Regions from separate parts of the Homo sapiens genome. Here region 2 is linked to region 1. A link is a contact called in ENCODE Hi-C or POLR2A ChIA-PET data. All regions are on one chromosome and are shown on one strand. The core of a region is the stretch at or near the end of the contact, and the rest is flanking DNA. Distances in the headings are between cores, read along the strand shown. Region 1 holds the start of CDC42SE2 (CDC42 small effector 2). Region 2 overlaps CDC42SE2 (CDC42 small effector 2).

Evidence for each region. A loop is a pair of places that touch in the nucleus more often than their neighbours do. ChIA-PET counts read pairs that join two places held with the same protein, here RNA polymerase II (POLR2A). Pooled maps may share reads with other maps.
Region 2: a map of CD8-positive, alpha-beta T cell shows a loop between it and region 1 (2.6-fold over the local background). The contact joins the enhancer-like site here to the promoter of CDC42SE2 in region 1. A Hi-C loop is called at or near these places in 13 of 168 maps with a recorded cell type or tissue (B cell, CD4-positive, alpha-beta T cell, CD4-positive, alpha-beta memory T cell and 10 more), 2 of 37 single-sample maps with no recorded cell type and 4 of 50 pooled maps. POLR2A ChIA-PET finds 5 or more read pairs at or near these places in 36 of 52 experiments (A549, BJ, CD4-positive, alpha-beta T cell and 27 more).

Annotation. Positions count from the first base shown.
Region 1 is chr5:131,262,745-131,265,553 of GRCh38, reverse strand. CDC42SE2 (CDC42 small effector 2) reads right to left here and starts at 1,501. Exons shown (of 5, transcript NM_001375635.1): 1 at 1,388-1,501. RefSeq lists enhancers at 222-1,039, 2,168-2,217 and silencers at 1,238-1,887, 1,918-1,967, 1,978-2,047.
Region 2 is chr5:131,311,425-131,314,124 of GRCh38, reverse strand. The region is part of intron 1 of CDC42SE2 (CDC42 small effector 2); the gene reads right to left. Among named protein-coding and RNA genes, the nearest start is that of CDC42SE2, 49 kb to the right of the region's middle. RefSeq lists a silencer at 1,574-1,795 and an enhancer at 1,536-2,344. Within about 2 kb of position 1,289, at least 4 of the 41 ENCODE cell types and tissues checked have a DNase peak (open chromatin) inside an H3K27ac peak, as active enhancers do; they include CD4-positive, alpha-beta T cell, CD8-positive, alpha-beta T cell and HCT116, where a contact is called at or near this core.

The DNA of each region.
Region 1 (2,809 bases), core at 252-2,751:
AATTGCGGATTTTGCCTGTGCCCATAAACAGGTGCTTAATGAATATCTGTTGAGTAAATGGTGACATTTTATTATATTAGTGCAACATTAGCTTTTCCCCCCCTAAATTTAGAGTTCTCCCTTGCTCAAAAAGCAGCAAGACCATACCACAGTCCCTTCTCAAAAACACATAAACTCCTTTATTCATAATGAAACAGAAAGCTGGGTTTCAAAATACAATCCCACTCCCTCTTTATCTTCTCCATTATTTTTAAAGATTAGAAATAAGGCCTGTTTTTAAGAAACAGAAAATGTATACCAACTTCTCTCAAACCAAAAGAGAAAATCCAAATTTGATATATATTTTCTATGTTCATAATATTGAGAGTAAGAACGGACTGTTCATCAACAGTATGTTATGTGGGACAAAAACTAAAAAACGTATATCAAAAATACATACTGTTTGCCGACATTCTTTCCTTAATCATAATCAAGGAGTATGTGCCTAAATTTTACTAGATGTGAGATAAGCTTTGTCTGATATTTCAAGATTCATTCATTCAACAAATACTTTACTGAGCACGTACTATAAGCCAGGCCCTTCAACGAAACATTTAGATTTTGTAAACTGCACATCACCCCCCAAAATTCCCCTAAAAAAGCTTATCATTTAAAATAATTGCAAGCTAAAGAGGAATCCCCAATGTTGTTTCTTACACATAGTGAAGTCAGCGGATCGGGGCGCTTTTTCAGCTGTTAATGCGGCATCAAGGAGCCGCTACCTACCACACCCGTTGCCTAAAATCGCAACTTAAAGCTGCAAGCACTGGGTAAAACAACCTGTAAGAGTAGCTCAGCTCCCGCGACGAGGTAGCCAAGGGCTTTCAAGCCCGGGGCCCGGGGCGAACCGCGGCAGGACCCGCGGACTGAACGCGTCGGGCGCCTCAGGCGAAGAGTCGGAGCTCCGGAGCCAGGTGTCTTTGCTCCCCGAAACCCTCACCTAGAGACCCCGGGCCCTCCCCGCCCGCCCCTCGCACCACCCTCCCGACTTCCAGACGTGAAAAGTTGGGGGGAGGGGGGGGGTCTGCCTTTCCATTTTACATCAGGCGGTCAGTTGGCTGCCTCAGCTGTCCGCCTGCCGTGAATTCTGAACTGAGCGTGTAACCATTCCTCAGAGGAAACAGAAGAAAAACCAAAGGCAGGGTCCTAGGGCATGAGGACCTCGCCCAAACCTGAAATGGAAGACGCAGGCTCAGCCCACAGCCCGCAGCGCGCGGCTGGCAAGGCCGGGCCGCGCTCACCCCAGAGCCCTCAGGGACGAGGGTTCGGGGCTTCGGGACCCCGCCCAAGGGACCGAGAGGGCGAGGCGTGGCGGCCGACGCGCGACTGGGGCTGGCATTGCACTCACCGTCGCCTTTGTCTCAGCCGCCCGCTCCGGCCGCAGCCCCTCTCAGCGCCGGCTCCGCGGCTCCTGCCGCCCCAACGCCTGCAGCTGCGCTCCCCAGCGCGCTCGCAGCTTCCTGGCTCCCCCTCCCCGCCCAGGCTCGCGCGCGGGTTGGGCGGAGCGAGAGGCGGCGCGCGCCCCTAGAGCGGCCGGAGGGGCGGGCGCCGTTGCGCAGCTGCAGCGACCGCAGTGCTGGCCCCGCCCCCCGCCAGGCCCCGCCCCCGCCGTACCTCCGGCATGGGCGAATCGGCCGGCAGGCGATGGGACCCCCGGGATTCGAGCCGCGCGGGTTAGGAATTGGCCTCTGTAGCTAACGGACGCCTGAGATCCGGGACTGCAGCACTCGCGGGAAAGGACGCTCCGAAAGATGGCGACCAAACCTGGGCGGGAGCGTGGGGGAGCCCCTTCCCACCCCGGCCCGGGCCGCGGACATCCGTGCGGAGGAGCGACGTCTGCGCACGTTGTGGGGCGGTGGACGCGCACAGGCGAGGGTGGGTGGGTGGGTGCTGAGCGGTTGTGGGATGAGGGGTCTCTCAGTAGCGGTTGAGAGCCCATCCTCTGACCACTGCTTTTTCATGTAAAAGTCAGAATCGTTCAATCAGTCATTAACTGGTTTAAGGCTGGCTAAACCACCTGGTTTGAAATGCGTGAAAATTACACATGTACTAGACTTCTGTGATTCCTTTGGGTGTGTATTTTACATATCTCAGAAATCAGAAACATGAGTGCCCTATCTAGCAGCCAGCAGTCCACCAAAATGCCTACAAAACTTTATCGTAAGTTCAAAAGGATAGCGTAATGCCACTGAAGTAAGCTCTCGAACCTGTAAGTAATGTATGGTCTTCCCCATTCTAGGTTGATGGCGAGGATTTCTAGTTACTCAGGCCAAAAACTTTATATCATCCATAACTCCTCTCATACTCTCATTTTCACTTTCAATCTGTCAAGAAAGCTTGTTGGTTGTACCTTCAAAATAGAACAGAGTGGGCAACATAGCGAGACCCTGTCTCTACAAAAAAAAAAAAAAAAAATTACCCTGGTGTGTTGGCGTGTACCTATAGTTCCAGGTACTCTGGAGGCTGAGGCCAGGAGTTACGTTACAGTGAGCCATCATCAGGCCACTGCACTCCAGCTTGGGCTGGACAGAGTGACACGTGTTCCAAAAAAAAAAAAAATTCTCCATCTTTCCTACCTTACTATTTTTCCTTTCATCCCATGACACTTCCCACCTTGTAACAATCTTTATAATTCAGAGTCAGCCCTCCGCATCCATGGCTTCTGCGTTTCTGGATTCAACCAACCACAGATGGAAAATATTTGGGAAAAAAAACACAACAATTTAAAAATACAAATAAAAACCAATACAATATAACAGCTATTTACATA
Region 2 (2,700 bases), core at 40-2,539, 49 kb before region 1:
CAATGAAGTCAATGATGTTAACATGTCAATTCTCCCCAATTTGATCAATATAGTCAACACAATTCTAATAAGAATCCCAGCTGACCTTTTTGTAGAATAAACTGGCATGTTTATTCTAAAATCCTACAGTTTAGTCGGGCATGGTGGTGCACACCTGTAATCCCAGCTACTCGGAAGGCCGAGGCAGGAGGATCGCTTGAACCCAGGAGACAGAGGTTGCAGTGAGCCAAGATCATGCCACTGCACTACGGCCAGGGTGACAGAGTGAGACTCTGCCTCAAAATAAATAAAATAAATTAATTAAATAAAATCATATGGAAATGGCAAAGAGCTAGATCAATCAAAACGGCTTTTAAAAAGGGCAAAAATTTTGGAAGCCTTATACAACCAGAATTCAAGGTTTATTATAAAGCTACAAAAACACTGTACTAGTAGGCAGAGAGACTTAACAGGTCAATAAAACAAAACTGAGAGTCCAGAAATACAACTACACACATGTAGTCAACTTATTTTCCATAAGGGTACAAAGGCAATCCAGCAGAGAAAGGATAGCTTTCTCAACAAATGAAGCTGGAACAACTGAATATTCATACCGCATGCCAAAATTAACTCAAAATCAATCACAGACCTAAAGGTAAAACCATAAAACTTCCATAAAATCTTTGTGGCCTTATCTTGGGCAAAGATTAGTAAACTAAAACACAAAAGCACAATCCACTTAAAAAAGACAAAGTAATAATTTCATTCAAATACTAATTTCTGCTATTTGCAAGACACTGTTAACAGAATGAAAGATAAGCCTCAGAAATAAAAGGCATCCAAACAGAAAAGGAAGAAGAGAGGGGCCAGGCGCGGTGGCTCATGCCTGTAATCCCAGCACTTTGGGAGGCCGAGGCAGGCAGATCACGAGGTCAGGAGATGGAGACCATCCTGGCTAACATGGCAAAACCCCGCCTCCACTAAAAATACAAAAAATCAGCCGGGCGTCGTGGCAGGCACCTGTAGTCCCAGCTACAAGGGAGGCTGAGGCAGCAGAATGGTGTGAACCCGGGAGGCAGAGCTTTCAGTGAGCCAAGATCACGCCACTGCACTACAGCCTGGGTGACAGAGCAAGACTCCGTCTAAAAAAAAAAAAGAAAAGAAAAGAAAAAGAAAAGGGAGGAGGAGCCAAGATGGCCGAATAGGAACAGCTCCCGTCTACAGATCCCAGCGTGAGCGACACAGAAGACGGGTGATTTCTGCATTTCCATCTGAGGTACTGGGTTCATCTCACTAGGGAGAGCCAGATCGTGGGCGCAGGTCAGTGGGTGCGCACACCGTTTGCAAGCCAAAGTAGGGCGAGGCATTGCCTCACTCGGGAAGTGCAAGGGGTCAGGGAGTTCCCTTTCCTAGTCAAAGAAAGGGGTGACGGACGGCACCTGGAAAATCGGGTCACTCCCACCCAAATACTGTGCTTTTCCGAGGGGCTTAAAAAACAGCGCACCACGAGATTATATCCCGCGCCTGGCTCGGAGGGTCCTACGCCCACGGAGTATCGCTGATTGCTAGCACAGCAGACTGAGATCAAACTGCAAGGCAGCAGCCAGGCTGGGGGAGGGGCACCCACCATTGCCCAGGCTTGCTTAGGTAAACAAAGCAGCCTGGAAGCTCAAACTGGGTGGAGCCCACCACAGCTCAAGGAGGCCTGCCTGCCTCTGTAGGCTCCACCTCTTGGGGCAGGGCACAGACAAACAAAAAGCAGTAACCTCTGCAGACTTAAATGTCCCTGTCTGACAGCTTTGAAGAGAGCACTGGCACTCCCAGCACGCAGCTGGAGACCTGAGAACGGGCAGACTGCCTCCTCAAGTGGGTCCCTGACCCCTAACCCCCGAGAAGCCTAACTGGGAGGCACCCCCCAGCAGGGGCACACTGACACCTCACACAGCAAGGTACTCCAACAGACCGGCAGCTGAGGGTCCTGTCTGTTAGAAGGAAAACTAACAAACAAAAAGGACATCCACACCAAAAACCCATCTGTACATCACCATCATCAAAGACCAAAAGTAGATAAAACCACAAAGATGGGGAAAAAACAGAACGGAAAAACTGGAAACTCTAAAAAGCAGAGCGCCTCTCCTCCTCCAAAGGAATGCAGTTCCTCACCAGCAACAGAACAAAGCTGGACAGGGAATGACTTTGACGAGCTGAGTGAAGAAGGCTTCAGACGATCAAATTACTCTGAGCTACTGGAGGACATTCAAACCAAAGGCAAAGAAGTTGAAAACTTTGAAAAAAAATTTAGAAGAATGTATAACTAGAATAACCAATACAGAGAAGTGCTTAAAGGAGCTGATGGAGCTGAAAACCAAAGCTCAAGAACTACGGGAAGAATGCAGAAGCCTCAGGAGCCGATGTGATCAACTGGAAGAAAGGGTATCAGCGATGGAAGATGAGATGAATGAAATGAAGTGAGAAGGGAAGTTCAGAGAAAAAAGAATAAAAAGAAACGAGCAAAGTCTTCAAGAAATATGGGACTATGTGAAAAGACCAAATCTACGTCTGATTGGTATACCTGAAAGTGATGGGGAGAATGGAACCAAGTTGGAAAACACTCTGCAGGATATTATCCAGGAGAACTTCCCCAATCTAGCAAGGCAGGCCAACGTTCAGATTCAGGAAATACAGAGAACGCCACAAAGATACTCCTTGAGAAGAGCAACT